Linked DNA regions of Homo sapiens: region 2 is linked to region 1. The links are chromatin contacts, found by Hi-C or POLR2A ChIA-PET in ENCODE. All regions are on one chromosome and are shown on one strand. Each heading gives the region's core, a stretch centred on a gene start or an enhancer-like site at or near the end of the contact. The rest is flanking DNA. Distances are from core to core; before and after follow the strand shown.

Region 1 (6,622 bases), core at 3,475-5,974:
TTTTTTTTTTTTGTCTGGTGGAGATGCAAACATTTCTGTCCAGTGGAAAAGATAACCTAAAAGGTCGTAGTTATATTGCCCTGCAGGGTAATAACTTGCTTTGTAGCTAACTTAGCAAACCTGTTTCAATATTCCTTTCCTGAGAAAGCATGTAAGTGTCTGTTCCACAAATAGTCTTTGGGCAGTTTTACCTCCCTGTTGGTTCCCTCATTCGTGAGTGAAATCCGTCTTTATCAGGTGCTCAGTATATATTTGTATGAGTCATGCTTCTAATTATGTAAAACTCATACTTGGACAGAGGTGGGCAGAAGACATTAAATAAGTATGGTTAGCACCTATTTACACTGGACCCAACACCTGGACTTATTTTTTTTTTTAATTTTCAATTTTTGTGGGTACAAAGTAGGTGTATCTATAGAGTACCTGAGATATTTTGATACAGACATGCAATGCATTATAATCACATCAGGGTAAATGGGGTATTCATTACCTCAAGCATTTATCCTTTCTGTTACAAACAATCCAATTATACTCTTCTAGTTACTTTTAAATGTATTAAATTATTATTGACTATAGTCACCTTGTTGTGCTATAAATACTTGGTTTTATTCATCCTTTTTTTTTTTTTTTTTTTTTGAGATGGAGTCTCACTCTGTCACCCAGGTTGGAGTGCAGTGGCATGATCTTGGCTCACTACAATCTCCACCCTCCTAGGCTCAAGCAATCCTCCCACCTCAAGCTCACAAGTAGCTGGGACCACAGGCACATGCCACCATGCCCGGCTAATTTTTTTTTTGTATTTTTGGTAGAGACGGGGTTTTGCCATGTTACCCAGGCTGGTCTTGAACTCCTGAGCTCAAGTCATACACCTGCCTCGGCCTCCCAATGTGCTGGGATTACAGGCATGAGCCACCGCATCCCACCTTATTCATTCTTTCTAACTACTTTTTGTACCCATTAACCATCCTCACCTGCCACCCCCCAACCCCTCCCCCTTCCCAACCTCTTGTAACCATCCTTTTACTCCCTATCTCCATGAGTTCAAGACCTAGACTTTGGGCTCTGAGAAAACTTGGAAAAACCTAAATGCGGTCATTGTGTTCATGGATCTACTGGACTCATGAGTAAAAAAAGTAAGAGTTAATAAATTGTCTACTCAGCAAAGTGTCTCATTGCTACAGACACACTGTTTCCCACTCAGCAACAGTTGGGGGCTATTGGTGTCCATCTCCCGATACAAGTTTATATATCTAAAAAGAATCTCCGTCATCTCTGCTCCTTTTGCATACTTTGCTATTGTCAGTGTCAGTGAGGCATTTTCCTCTCTACCCACCAGGCTTGCAGTCTCAATGTGCCTTCCTCTTCCTCTCCTTCCTCGGCCAGTTGCTCACTAAGTTCTGTCAATGCTTTCTTCAGCCATTCTTTGGGAACCTCCCCTTTCTCTCTGTCCCGTGGTCCCCCCACCCAGGTGCTGGGATCTGTAGCATCCTCTTCCCTCTCCAGTGGGTCCCACATGTTATTGTCAGATTAATCTTCCTCATAAAAATGATGCTTCCCCATGTCACTGCCCTGTTTAAATCCTTGGGCACTTCTGCAGTTGTTACCCAGACTCATTTCCAGGCTTCCAAAAGCTTTCTACGGGAAAAGCCAAGTGAGGTGCTGGTCATAGTTCCTCCTTCTCGGAATCCTCAGAATGTCTCTCCCCGTGCAGGCCTCCCCCAACGGGAGGCTCTGAGTATAGCTTGCCAAGCCGAGAGACCCACTAATAAATTGAGTAGACAACGAGTGGGTGCTTGATTCACGGGCAGCCGGCACGCGCGGCCGGACATAAAGAGCTGCCCAACAGGAGCAGCCAGGCCTGGCTGGAAGCCACGGAGACAAGCTGATCCTCTCCTGGGAGTCTAACTCCAGACAGGAGCCGCAGAGGAGAGTCAGCGTGGGGTTGAGGGCTGGTCACCCAATCCGGAGCACTGGTGGCAGCCACAGACGAGGGCACCGCCAGAGTGACATCGTGTTCTGAATGCTCTCTTGGTGCAGTAATTGCGTCTTTTATTTTCTATATTCTGATGCTTTGACATCTGGGCCTTGCTGGCCGTGGAGGGACTGTCCCTCCCAGGGTTACCAATTATTCCAAAGATAGAAAACAACTTGCAACCCCCTACAATGTGCTTTTCAAATGCAAACCAACCCCTCCACAGCCCCACCCCAGCCACCTCTTCACCTGCCCCAATCACTCCTTCCGCAGGGCCAAGTCTCTAACTAAGGACAGCCCATATACCCCAGAGCCCACTAAAACCAGCCTACCCTGAGCCTGCCTGCTCTGCCTTGCCCACACCTTCCAGCATGCGCCACAATAAGGGCCCCCGCCCACAGGTCCAGCCTCTCTGGCGACCTCCCGACTCGCTCTGGAGCTCCCCTGTGTGCCCCCTCCCCACGTGGCACAGCATGTCCTCTCCTCTTGGAAACCGTGAGTAACAAGCTATCTTTTTACTGGCAGTTGTCTCCTATCTGTTTGCCTTACCATACCTCAAATTTTTAATTAATTTACGAAGTTTTAAAATACTCAGCTCCCACATTACATTCCCGTCTCCCTGGAGTTTGGCAATGTGGCTGCCCCTGCGTTTTTAGACGCAGGGCTGTGTGCTCTTCCTGCCTCATTCCTGCATCTCAGAGTCAATCCCCTTCACTTCAGGTACATCAGGTGTCTCTGTTCCTTGCAGTCTAAAAAAAGCCAACTTCAGGAATTCCCCATCTTACCCTTATCTACTGCCACCTATTCTACTACGCTTCTCAGACTCTCCGCTTCAACCATGTAAGCCATCTTTTCATTCTTGTGTGTTCCCGTTCTCCATTATCTTGCTAATATAAGCTCTTCGAGGAATGCCCTCCCTCCTTTCCTTTGCCAGGTAAATCTACTCTTCCTTCAAGACCTGACTTGTGTTTCATCTCTCCCGTGGTGGCTTCCATGACTCTGCTTCCCTGGGTGGCTTCTCTGTGCCTGTCTCTCAACACCTGCATCACCTACTCCCGGGACACTACAGGCAGCCTACGCCACCTTACATTATTCAGTATTCACTTCTCAATATTCAGGAAATGTCTTTCCCTAAGGCTTTATGTTCTCTTGGTTCAGGGACCAAAGTTTTGATTTTGTGGGATGACAGGATGCATTTGATACCAAATACATCCCTCCACATCTTCCTTCTCATTGAATTGCTGTATAAAATTCCCACTTCCCAGAACAGTTGTTGCCTATGGACCCAGGGCCTGGCCTAGAGGGGAAGCCAGGTCTCTGCTCACCTCTAGTCTAGGCTTTTCCCGTTTGGGAGGTGAGGTTGGCCTGCCCCCAGCTTTCCTGAATGGAGAGCGTGCATTCATTTCCTAATATGCCACGATCCTTGGGAAGATTTCTTTTGCTTTAGTTTGCTGTCAGGCCTGGAAGGGAAGGTGAAGTGGGGAGTCAGTGAGGAGGGGGCTGGGCCACCTGGTGGGATGTTGGGAACTATTTTCTGTGCAGAGGCCAAGGCTGGGGCTGGGGGTGGGACACATGGAAATCAAACATGTACTTCACAGTTTGGTCCTGGGCTGACCTGTTTATAATAAAAACATTTGGTTTGACTTCCACAGACTCCAAGCCATGACGTCAATGTTGATGCATTTCAGGCCACATTCCTTTTAGTCTCCGGAGAAGTTCTTTACAAAAAGCATGAAAGGTGGAATCAAATAGTTCCTGGGATCATCTCCAGTCTGAGACATCACATTTGCACTTTAAGCAAATGATTCAGATACTAAAATTCAAGCCCTAAATATGCCTTTTCAACTACAAACTAATTATTTGTGTCTAAATCAATGGACGGTGTCTCTTTAAATGTTCCCTTCATTCCTCATGCATGCTATAATCAGCAGATGGCCCTACCTTCCCCCACCACCCCCTTTTAAACAGACCCTTCTAATAGCTAATATCCTGCAGTGACCAAAGCCATTAGAAGGATTAAGCCATTACTATCCTGTCCAGCAAACACACAATGCTCACGGGGATTGCCTTTTTTTTTTATTTTTTGGTTGTTGTTTTTATGGATGAATCAGGGCCCAATGGTAGGCTGAAAATCAAAACAGGGAGGGCAAAGGGTTATAGTCATTCTTTTCAAGGACACCTCCCAAACAGCCTCAGGATTTGAGATTCCTTTGTTAGAATGACGGCAGATGTCAGCCTTGTGGCTAGTGCAAGCTCCGAAAGGACACAGTACGCAGACCTCTGTCCCTCGTTTCCTTAATATCTAATACTCATCCTTTCCAGAGCACCACTGTGGCTGTCTCGTTGCTCTGCCTGTCCACACAGGCCTGTTTGTGCTGTAACAGACAAGCAACCAGCAGCCCAGCCCAAAGCCACGTTGCAGGGCCCAGGACTGCTCTGAGACACTGCCACCCAGTGGCGCTTCTGAAGCATAACAGCACACAGAAAGGGAGCAGGGAACCCAGTTTTATAAGCATGGAGGGGGTAGGGGGTGCAAAAGCTGGCCTAGAATCGTGAGGCCGAGCTGCAGAAAAGCATGCTCCATGGCACGGAGGCAGGTAGCTAGTTTGGAGATGGCTAAATAGGGCAAGTGACAAAAAACACGAAGAAAGGCAGCTGGAATATAAAGAGAGGAATAAAGAAATGTAATGACATGGAAAGCGTGAGCAGTCTTTTCTAAATGGAAGAAATACGCACTTTCTCTAAGTGAGAGCTGGAGCGAGATGACCGAAAGATGAGTCAATGGAGCCCTTTTTTGGAGTTGGCCTCAGTTTGGATTACTCAGTATCTCACATGTCTGGGTTCTTAAGGATCCTTGAGCTTTGCTGACTTTGGGGAAGTCACTGTATTTCAGTTTTGTGACCCGAAGGGGCTGAGCTGAACCTCTAAACAGCTTCCCTGAGCCCTAACAGTGAGTATGTAATTAAATACCTGAGACGTTGAGTGAACAAGAAATGCAGAAATACAGAAAATGCAGGCTGTGAGCAATCCTTAAATCTTGTGTTTGACTTCAAAGTGCTGTAAGGGAGAACCTGAAAAATACATCCACTTACACCTTTGGTGGTTCAGGACTTGCCAGGAGAGTGCATGGAAGGGACCCCCATCCCACAGCGCATGGGTGACTCTACCCGCCATCTAACCTCCCTGAATCTCAGCAGCCAAGGCCAGTGCACTGAGATCTGCACCTCCAGCACTTTCAGTGTAGGGCGAGACAGGTTTAGAAGGAATTGGGCTTCTCTAAGATTGAAGCTAAACCAGAAGCTAATGGGTTAGTAATTTAATAGGTCTCCCTTTTCGGCAATATTTTCATTTTAAAAAGAAAACTTCTGTTAGAGGGCAAGTAATTCCAAAGAAATTAGATTCTGCTGGTTGAAACGTTAAGAATCCAGGCAGGCGGTGAGGGAAATTCGTTTCCCGGCTTCTCCAATCTAATCTGATAGTGCCCGTCTTGCCTCAGTCGTTAATACTTCTTGGGAAAAAGCATATGTGATCACTCTTTTAAAAACTGTTAGAATCACTTTCCTATCCAAGGTCTGAAAGAAGATTTGGGCTTAGGCTCCATTTGAAGAAATCCAGGTTGTATTTCCCCCAGCATTTAGGGTTTGATGGTTTCTGCTTATCTAAAGTGCTCACATTGCAAATATGAGCAGCAGGGCTGGGGATTTAAATTCTGTCTTGATGGGAATTTGAACTGAAATGCTCTGCCCACTGCCACTTTATAAGCTGGGAATCATCAAGCTAGCTACAAATACCTCGAGGGGTCCTTGCAGTTGCTCAACATAAATCAGCAAAATGACAGGCAATTGACTTTGAAGACAGCGCTCACATGGCTGAGTGGCTGGAGCTGCTGGAAGCAGATGAGGGCATTTTCCTGTAAACATGATTGTGATTAGCACCAGAGTAAATAGCGAATCGGGCTCTATCTGTCAGACTCCAGCCTGCTCTGGATTTTTCATTAGGTAGAAATCAACATGTGACTCAGTGCAGCAAAGTTGGCAATTATAAGAAATAAGTTTCTATTTCAACACCTGGTGAATACTTCTGATTTTCCTAGAAGGTAAGCAAGAAGGAAAGTTGATTTTGCCATGTTTTCATGTAGGGATAAAATAGGAGTGTGGGAATCAGTCCTTTCACTGCAAGAGCAATTCAGCTTCTAGTCCGTGCTCTGATGCTATCTAACAAAATGTCTGGCATAGCTCAGATTTTGGCTAAGTGGAAAGGTGCACGTTTGAAAGGTTGACCCTACCAGTGTCATCTGAGGTCACTAATTCATATGCCTAAAGAGCCCAGGAAGGTAACATCAGTAGGTAAGCTGGCTGGAGGGGCTGAGGCCAAGTGGAGTGTGCCGGCCCTGTCCAAGGAGGCAGGCTGACCCTGCTCCAGCATGGACTGTGGCCAACTGGGGCAGAAAGGCTTGGGTTGTCATATCAACTGGTTTTTCAAAAGAAGCCAGAATTTGGGATTTTCATGTAAAACACTGGGAGTTCCAAATCAAACATGTCTACAAACCCAAAAGCATCTAGCCTGTTTGCAACCTAGTATTGGGCTACCTTCATGTTGGATTCCTCCAAACTCATTCTAGCTACATCAGGTCTCTAAGCCATTTCAAAG
Region 2 (7,558 bases), core at 1,039-3,538, 180 kb before region 1:
GTATTCCATGGTGTATATGTGCCACATTTTCTTAATCTAGTCTATCATTGATGGACATTTGGGTTGGTTCCAAGTATTTGCTATTGTGAATAGTGCCGCAATAAACATATGTGTGCATGTGTCTTTATAGTAGCATGATTTATAATTCTTTGGATATATACCCAGTAATGGGATCACTGGGTTAAGTGGTATTTCAAGTTCTAGATCCTTGAGGAGTCGCCACACTGTCTTCCACAGTGGTTGAACTAATTTACACTCCCACCATCAGTGTAAAAGCATTCCTATTCCTATGTCTCCACATCCTCTCCAGAATCTGTTGTTTCCTGACTTTTTAATGATTGCCATTCTAATTGGCCTGAGATGGTACCTCATTATGGTTTTGATTTGCATTTCTCTGATGACCAGTGATGATGAGCATTTTTTCATGTGTCTGTTGGCTGCATAAATGTCTTCTTTTGAGTAGTGTCTGTTCATATTGTTTGCCCATTTTTTGATGGGGTTGTTTGTTTTTTTTCTTGTAAATTTGTTTCAGTTCTTTGTAGATTCTGGATATTAGCCCTTTGTCAGATGGGTAGGTTGCAAAAATTATCTCCCATTCTGTAGGTTGCCTGTTCACTCTGATGATAGTTTCTTTTGCTGTGCAGAAGCTCTTTAGTTTAATTAGATCCCATTTATCTATTTTGGCTTTTGTTGCCATTGCTTTTGGTGTTTTAGACATGAAGTCCTTGCCCATACCTATGTCCTGAATGGTATCGCCTAGGTTTTCTTCTAGGGTTTTTATGGTTTTTAGGTCTAACATTTAAGTCTTTAATCCATCTTGAATTAATTTTTGTATAAGGTGTAAGGATGGTTTCCAGTTTCAGCTTTCTACATATGGCTGGCCAGTTTTCCCAGCACCATTTATTAAATAGGGAATCGTTTCCCCATTTCTTGAGCTACAGATATTTTGAGTTTGGTTACCACAGTATTATCTAGTGGAAGTTGACTTATACAGTATGTAATAGGATAAATATAGGTGTGTAACAGAATATTAAGTGTTCGTGTTTCAAAGCTGAGGGGAAAATGTTAAAAGTGTTCACACACTCTAAAAAGAGATTAGCTAAAACTGCTTCATTAACCACACTTTGGGGAAACCAGTTCTGAGATTCTTCTCCATTACTCTGACAGGTTGGACCCTCTGGGGAGCAGATCTCAAGATCAAGTTATGAGTGCAAGAGGTGTGTTGGGAAGCGATGGTTGTAAAAGAATCCTGCAGTAGCACCAGGCACAAGTCTGTCCAGGGAGAGGAGGACTTCTACTCTCTACCAGCATCTCTCCTAAGTCCCCTTAGGGGACGGGGGCAAGGAAGTGCTGGGAAGGGCAGGGCATGGTTCCTGGCTAGGACTCCACCCCCCTGGGGCCTGTACCCACGGACCTAGGTGAAGACAGGCACTCCTGCCTTCTCGCCCAACGGTTGCGTTTCCCAAGATCATCCTGGCCTGCCACGCCCCCATCTACCTATTAAACTCCCCCACCTTCCCCAAACCCTAGCAGGCAGACACACATCGGTGGAAGAAGACAGGAGCGGCTGGACATTGAAAGGACGTCGAGAGGAGCACACCTGCACACCATCGACCAGCGGAACGAGGCAGAGTGTGGCTGGAGCAGTCGGAGGGAAGCCTGGGCCGCTGACTCCAGGGGAAAACCATCTCCTTTCTGGCTCCCCCCTCTGCTGGGAGATACTTTCACTGAATAAAACCTTGCACTCATTCTCCAAGCCCACCTGTGATCCGATTCTTCCTGTACACCAAGGCAAGAACCTGGGATACAGAAAGCCCTCTGTCCTTGTGATAAGGTAGAGGGTCTAACTGAGCTGGTTAACACAAGCTGCCTATAGACAGCGAAACTGAAAGAGCACACAATAGCACACACTCATTGGGGCTTCAGGAGCTGTAAATATCCACCCCTAGACGCTGCCATGGGGCGGGAGCCCCACAGCCTGCCCGTCTAGAGGTTTGAGCAGCGGGACACTGAAGAAGAGAGCCACACCCTCATCGCACGTCCTGCGAGGGAGACAAGGGAACTTTTCCGGTTTCACTTCTGCTTGGCTTGAGCTGGCACTGAAGCACCCTTTTCCCTCCTCACTGAGGGAGCAGAGGGGAAAAGCGGTAGAACTAACAGGCTAACAATGCTCCTCCGAAAATATATCGTATTTTTGGATCCCTAGAGATAGGTGATCACGGCAGCCGCGGAGTGCATTTGGGTCTCCTTTCAAGAAAGAACTTGCTGCTCAGCGTTGAAGAATGCAGTTGGCCAACAGCCTCCAGCTGCTCTGTCTTCAGCATCTGCCATGGCATCTGAGCTGAGGTCATGTTCTTCCTGGGAGGTCCCCAGCAGAAGGATCACGTGGAAGCTCCACAAGCTCCACAGATGTTCCAGGAGAGGAATAGGCAGCATTTGGAAGACATATCCTGCCATAACAGAGGGCATTTGCTAGTAGAGACAACAAACAGCAACAGCCAAGTAAACAAACACACAAGCACAAAGCACTTTCTCCCATTTCCCCTCATTGATCCTGTCCGGGTAGAAGCTGGGGAGGAAGTAGAATAGGGTGAGGCGGGGTGGGGCTGGGGGGCCTACACCTTCTTCCTTCCCCCGCAGGTCCTGTCCCTGGGCCAGGCTTGAACTAGGGGAATGGGAAAAGCTGTGAAGTGAATGAGAATTAGGAGTTTTTATTTAGACTGGACTTGAATTTTTTTTTTTTTTTTTTTTTTTTTGAGACAGAGCCTCGCTCTGTCACCCAGGCTGGAGTCCCGTGGCGCCATCTTGGCTCACTACAGCCTCTGCCTCCCGGGTTCAAGCGATCCTCCCACCACAGTCTCCTGAGTAGCCGGGATTACAGGTGCCTGCCACCATGCCCAGCTATTTTTTTTTTTTTTTGTATTTTTAGTAGAGACAGGGCGTCACCGTGTTGGCCAGGCTGGTCTCGAACTCCTGGCCTCAAGTGATCTGTCCGCCTCGGCCTCCCCAAGTGCTAGGATTATAGGAGTGAGCCACCACGCCTGGCCTGGACTTGAATTTTTAATTCCTAAAAATGAACTACCAGTTAAAATTTAAAAATGACCAAAAAAGCTATGGGATATGCTGATGTTTTGCTTTGGGGATAAGGAAAAGATATCTGGTTGAGCGGCATTGAAAACAGTGTAGGGAGAGAAAAACTCATTCCTGGCTCACCCTTTTGAGTCCCACTATCTCAATAATCTGATGTTATATGACACACACACACACACACGGAGGAATCCTGGAAGACTCCATATCAAGGTGGTGATGAAGGTGACCAGTGGGTGATAGGATTATAGGTGTGTGTTTATTTATTTATTTTAATTACCTTTTTTTAGAGACAGGGTCTCTGTCATCCAGGCTGCAGTGCAGTGGTGTGATCATGGCTCACTGCAGTCTTGCACTCCAGGGCTCAATCCTCCTGCCTCAGTCTCCTGAGTAGCTGGAGCTGCAGTCATGCACCAACGTGCCCAACTAATTTACTTTATTTTATTTTTTATTTTTTGTTAAGATGGAATCTCACTTTATTGCCTAGGCTGGTCTTAAACTCCTGGTTTCAAGCATTCCTCCTACCTCAGCCTCTCAAAGTGCTGGAATTACTGCACTTGGCCCTATTATATTTTTAAAAAATTTCAATAGTTTTAGGGGTAAAAGTGGCTTTGGTTACATAGATGAATTGTATAGTGATGAAGTCTGGATTTTTAGTGTACCCATCACCCAAATAGTGTACATTGTACCCAATGAGTAGTTTTTCATTCCTCACCCCCACACTGTCCCCACTTCTGAGTCTCCTGATGTCCATTATAGCACCCTGCTTTTGCGCACTTAGAGCTTACCTCCCACTTAGAAGTGAGAACATGTGGTAGTTGGTTTTCCCTTCCTGAGTTACTTCACTTAGGTCAGTGGCCTCCAATTTCATCTGAGTTGCTGCACATAACATGATTTCATTCTTTTTTTGACTGAGTAGTAGTCCATCTCTCTCTCTCACACACACACATACACACACACACACACACACACACACACACACATTTATCCACTCATCCATTGATGGGCACTTAGGTTGCTTCTATATCTTTGCAATTGTGAATTGTGCTCCAATAAACATACATGTGCAAGTGCTGTTTTTTCTCCCTTTTATCCTTCTTTTCTTCCCTATGCTTCCATAGGTACTGAGAAAGAGTCTTTTTTATATAATTATTTCTTTTCCTTTGGGAAGATACCCAGTAGTGGGATGGCTTGATCCAATGGTAGATCTGTTTTTAGTTCTTTGAGAAATCTCCATATTATCTCCATATTGTTTTCCATAGAGATTGTACTAATTTACATTCCCACCAACAATGTATGTGTTCCATTTTCACTGCATCGGCACCAACAACGGTTGTTTTTTGACTTTTTAATAATGGCCATTCTGGCTGGGGTAAGGTGGTATCTCACTGTGGTTTTAACTTGTATTTCCCTGATAATTAGTGATGTTGAGCATTTAAGAAATATATTTGTTGGCCATTTGTATATCTTCTTTTAAGAAATATCTCTTGAAGTTGTTTGCCCACTTTTTAATGTGATTATTTGTTTTTTTTTCTTGCTGATTTGTTTGAGTTCCTTGTAGCTTCTGAATATTAGTCCTTTGTCAGAGGTATAGTTTGCAAATACTTTCTCCCATTCTGTAGGTTGTCTCTTTACTCTGTTGGTTATTTCTTTTGCTATGCAGAAGCTTTTTAGAATAATTAGGTCCCATTTACTTATTTCTGTTATTTTGTTGCATTTGTTTTTGGGGTGTTAGTCACAAATTCTTTGCCTAGACCAATGTCCAGAAGAGTTTTTCCTAGGTTTTCTTCTAGAATTTTTATGGTTTCAGGTCTTAGATTTATGTCTTTAATCCATCTTGAATTAATTTTTGTATATGGTGAGAGATAGGAACCCGGTTTCATTCTTTTACACTACATGTGGCTATCCAATTTTCCCAGCACTGTTTATTGAATAGGATTTCCTTTCCCCAGTGTATGTTTTTGTTTGTTTGGCTGAAGATCAGTTGGTTGTAGGTATTTGGTTTTATTTCTGGGTTCTCTATGCTATTCTACTTTTATACCGGTTCCATGCTGTTTTGATTACAATAGCCTCGTAGTATAATTTGAAGTTGGGTAATGTGATGCCTCCAGATTTGCTCTTTTTTTGCTTAGGATTGCTTTGGCTATTTGGACCCCTCTTTGGTCTCATATAAATTTTAGGATTGGTTTTTCTAATTCTGTGAAAAATGACATTGGTATTTTGATAAGGGTTGCACTGAATCTGTGGATTGCTTTGGGTAGTATAGTCATTTTTACAATATTGATTCTTCTAATCCATAAGCATGGTATGTTTCTCCATTTGCTTGTGTCATCTATTATTTCTTTCATTAGTGTTTTGTAATTCTCCTTGTAGGGGTCTTTCACCTCCTTGGTTAAGTATATTCCTATGTATTTTATTTTTATTTTTTGCAGCTATTGTAAATGGGATTGAGTTCTTGATTTGATTTTGAGCTTGGCCATCATTGGTGTATAGCAGTGCTAGTGATTTGTGTACATTGATTTTGTAACCTAACACTACTAAATTCACTTATCAAATCTGGGAGATTTTTGAGGATTCCTTAGGATTTTCTAGGTATGAGATCATATCATTGGTAGAGGTAGTTTGAGTTTCTCTTTTCCAGTTTGGATGCCCTTTATTTCTTTCTCTTGCCTGATTGCTCTGACTAGGGCTTCTAGTACTATGTTGAATAGAAATGGTGAAAAGTGGGCATCCTTGTCTCATTCTAATTTTTAGGGGGAAATGCTTTCAACTTTTCCCCATTCATTTTGATGTTGGCTGTGAGTTTGTCATAGATGATTCTTACTATTTTGAGATATATTCATTTGATGCCTAGTTTGTTGAGGGATTTTATCATAAAAGGAGGCTGGATTTTATTGAATGCTTTTTCTGCATCTATTAAAATGATTACGTTTTTCATTTTTAATTCTGTTTATGTCATGAATCACATTTATTGACTTATGTTTATTTGTTGCTTACATCTACTTTCTAATTTTACTATAATAAACATGTATAATTTTGTTATCAGAAAAGTAAATGTAAAAGTGAGTTTTAATTTTAAAACTTGGGCCTAAGTCTTCCTGCCTCCCAAGCCCATTCCCTTCCTGATATCTGGGGCTTCCCTCCTCAAGCCTGCTCTGCAGGATAAGGGGATACAGTCCACATGCCTGCTGCTGGTTTGGCCCATGATAACCTCCATGGGCAATGTCTGAGCCTCTGCTGTTGAGTTTTGCTTTACACACTCCTGGCAAGGAAAGGATGGCCAACATGGCTTGGACATGGGTTGCTGATAATTGGTGATGTCTCATGACTGGTTCTGCCTGGAGGGCTTGCTGTAAGTCCCTGATAGGAGGAACATGGACCTGCACAAGAGCAGAACTTATCTGACACTGAAGAGGACACTTCAAGAACAGATTATCAAAGTCTAGCTCAGGGAGAAATATACTTTAGAGCAGAATGAGGAATGGCGAGGCAGCTGAGCTTAGACACAAGCAGAAGGAAATCCATGGTGAGGGCACAGGCAAGGAAAGGGGCTGAGAGAGCATTAGTGGGGGCAGTCAGGGGCAGTGGTCAGGATGCTCGGATGCCAGCGTGAACAATCGCATCAAGATTAAACACCATGAGGATCGTTAGACTTCCTGTCATATGTCTCCAGGTGGTGCTCCAAATATCCTAAACCAGATGACAGCACCCCTCCACCCTCTGCTGTATAAGCACATCTGCTCTCCTATAATCATTCCCACATAGCAATTTATCATTTTTATTGATTTTTCTTCATTTAATACACGTATAAGTGTGTCTTTTATTTTTAAAAATTTGCATTCCTTTAATTGCTTTGGAGATTGTGCATTTTTCTCTCTGTTGATTTACTCTGCCAATAAACATGTAATCCTACCATAAGCATGTTTTACTTGTGTAATCAACCAAAATAAAAAATTTAAAAAGGAATCACTGACTATGAATTAGACATGTGGATAGGCACCAGGGTTGCAGACATGGCCCACGTTCTTGCATTAACTTGCACTGTGGCTGGGGCATTGGATGGGTACATTAAAAGGATTAAAGTAATATAAGGCAGTATTTATTAAGTGTTGAGTGAGCACTACAGAACCCAAGTGCTGAGGGAGTTTCATGCAGGAAGAGATCAAGAGTAACACAGAGAAGAAGAATAGATCAATTTAGCGCATTCATTTAAAAATTCACCTTTTGCATAAGGGGATGTGTCTTTTGTGGGGAGGAGGGGAGTTCCGATTGGCAGTTTGTTCTCAGGGAGCTTGAAGAAGAGATCTTGGAGAGGAGACGCAGAGAAAACAAATGAAGAAAATGTCAAAATGGAAGGGGTTGGCCCGGCTATGCATACCTTAGTTAGCTTAGGTAGAGTCTAAACTTTTACAAGTGGTTTCAATAGGTGTGTTTGGTCTGGGTTCTTTGGGAGGTATCATAGGAGAATGAA

Evidence for each region. A loop is a pair of places that touch in the nucleus more often than their neighbours do. ChIA-PET counts read pairs that join two places held with the same protein, here RNA polymerase II (POLR2A). Pooled maps may share reads with other maps.
Region 2: a map of heart left ventricle shows a loop between it and region 1 (2.5-fold over the local background). The contact joins two enhancer-like sites. A Hi-C loop is called at or near these places in 5 of 168 maps with a recorded cell type or tissue (MCF 10A, adrenal gland, chondrocyte and 2 more) and 4 of 50 pooled maps. POLR2A ChIA-PET finds 5 or more read pairs at or near these places in 4 of 52 experiments (AG04449, AG04450, CD4-positive, alpha-beta memory T cell and 1 more).

What each region holds. Positions count from the first base shown.
Region 1 is chr13:30,861,112-30,867,733 of GRCh38, forward strand. No RefSeq gene overlaps it. Among named protein-coding and RNA genes, the nearest start is that of LINC00545, 18 kb to the right of the region's middle. RefSeq lists enhancers at 1,316-2,266, 2,267-3,215. Within about 2 kb of position 4,725, at least 29 of the 41 ENCODE cell types and tissues checked have a DNase peak (open chromatin) inside an H3K27ac peak, as active enhancers do; they include heart left ventricle and prostate gland, where a contact is called at or near this core.
Region 2 is chr13:30,688,408-30,695,965 of GRCh38, forward strand. No RefSeq gene overlaps it. Among named protein-coding and RNA genes, the nearest start is that of TRN-GTT2-4, 18 kb to the left of the region's middle. RefSeq lists an enhancer at 2,000-2,089 and a silencer at 6,351-6,551. Within about 2 kb of position 2,289, at least 25 of the 41 ENCODE cell types and tissues checked have a DNase peak (open chromatin) inside an H3K27ac peak, as active enhancers do; they include heart left ventricle and prostate gland, where a contact is called at or near this core.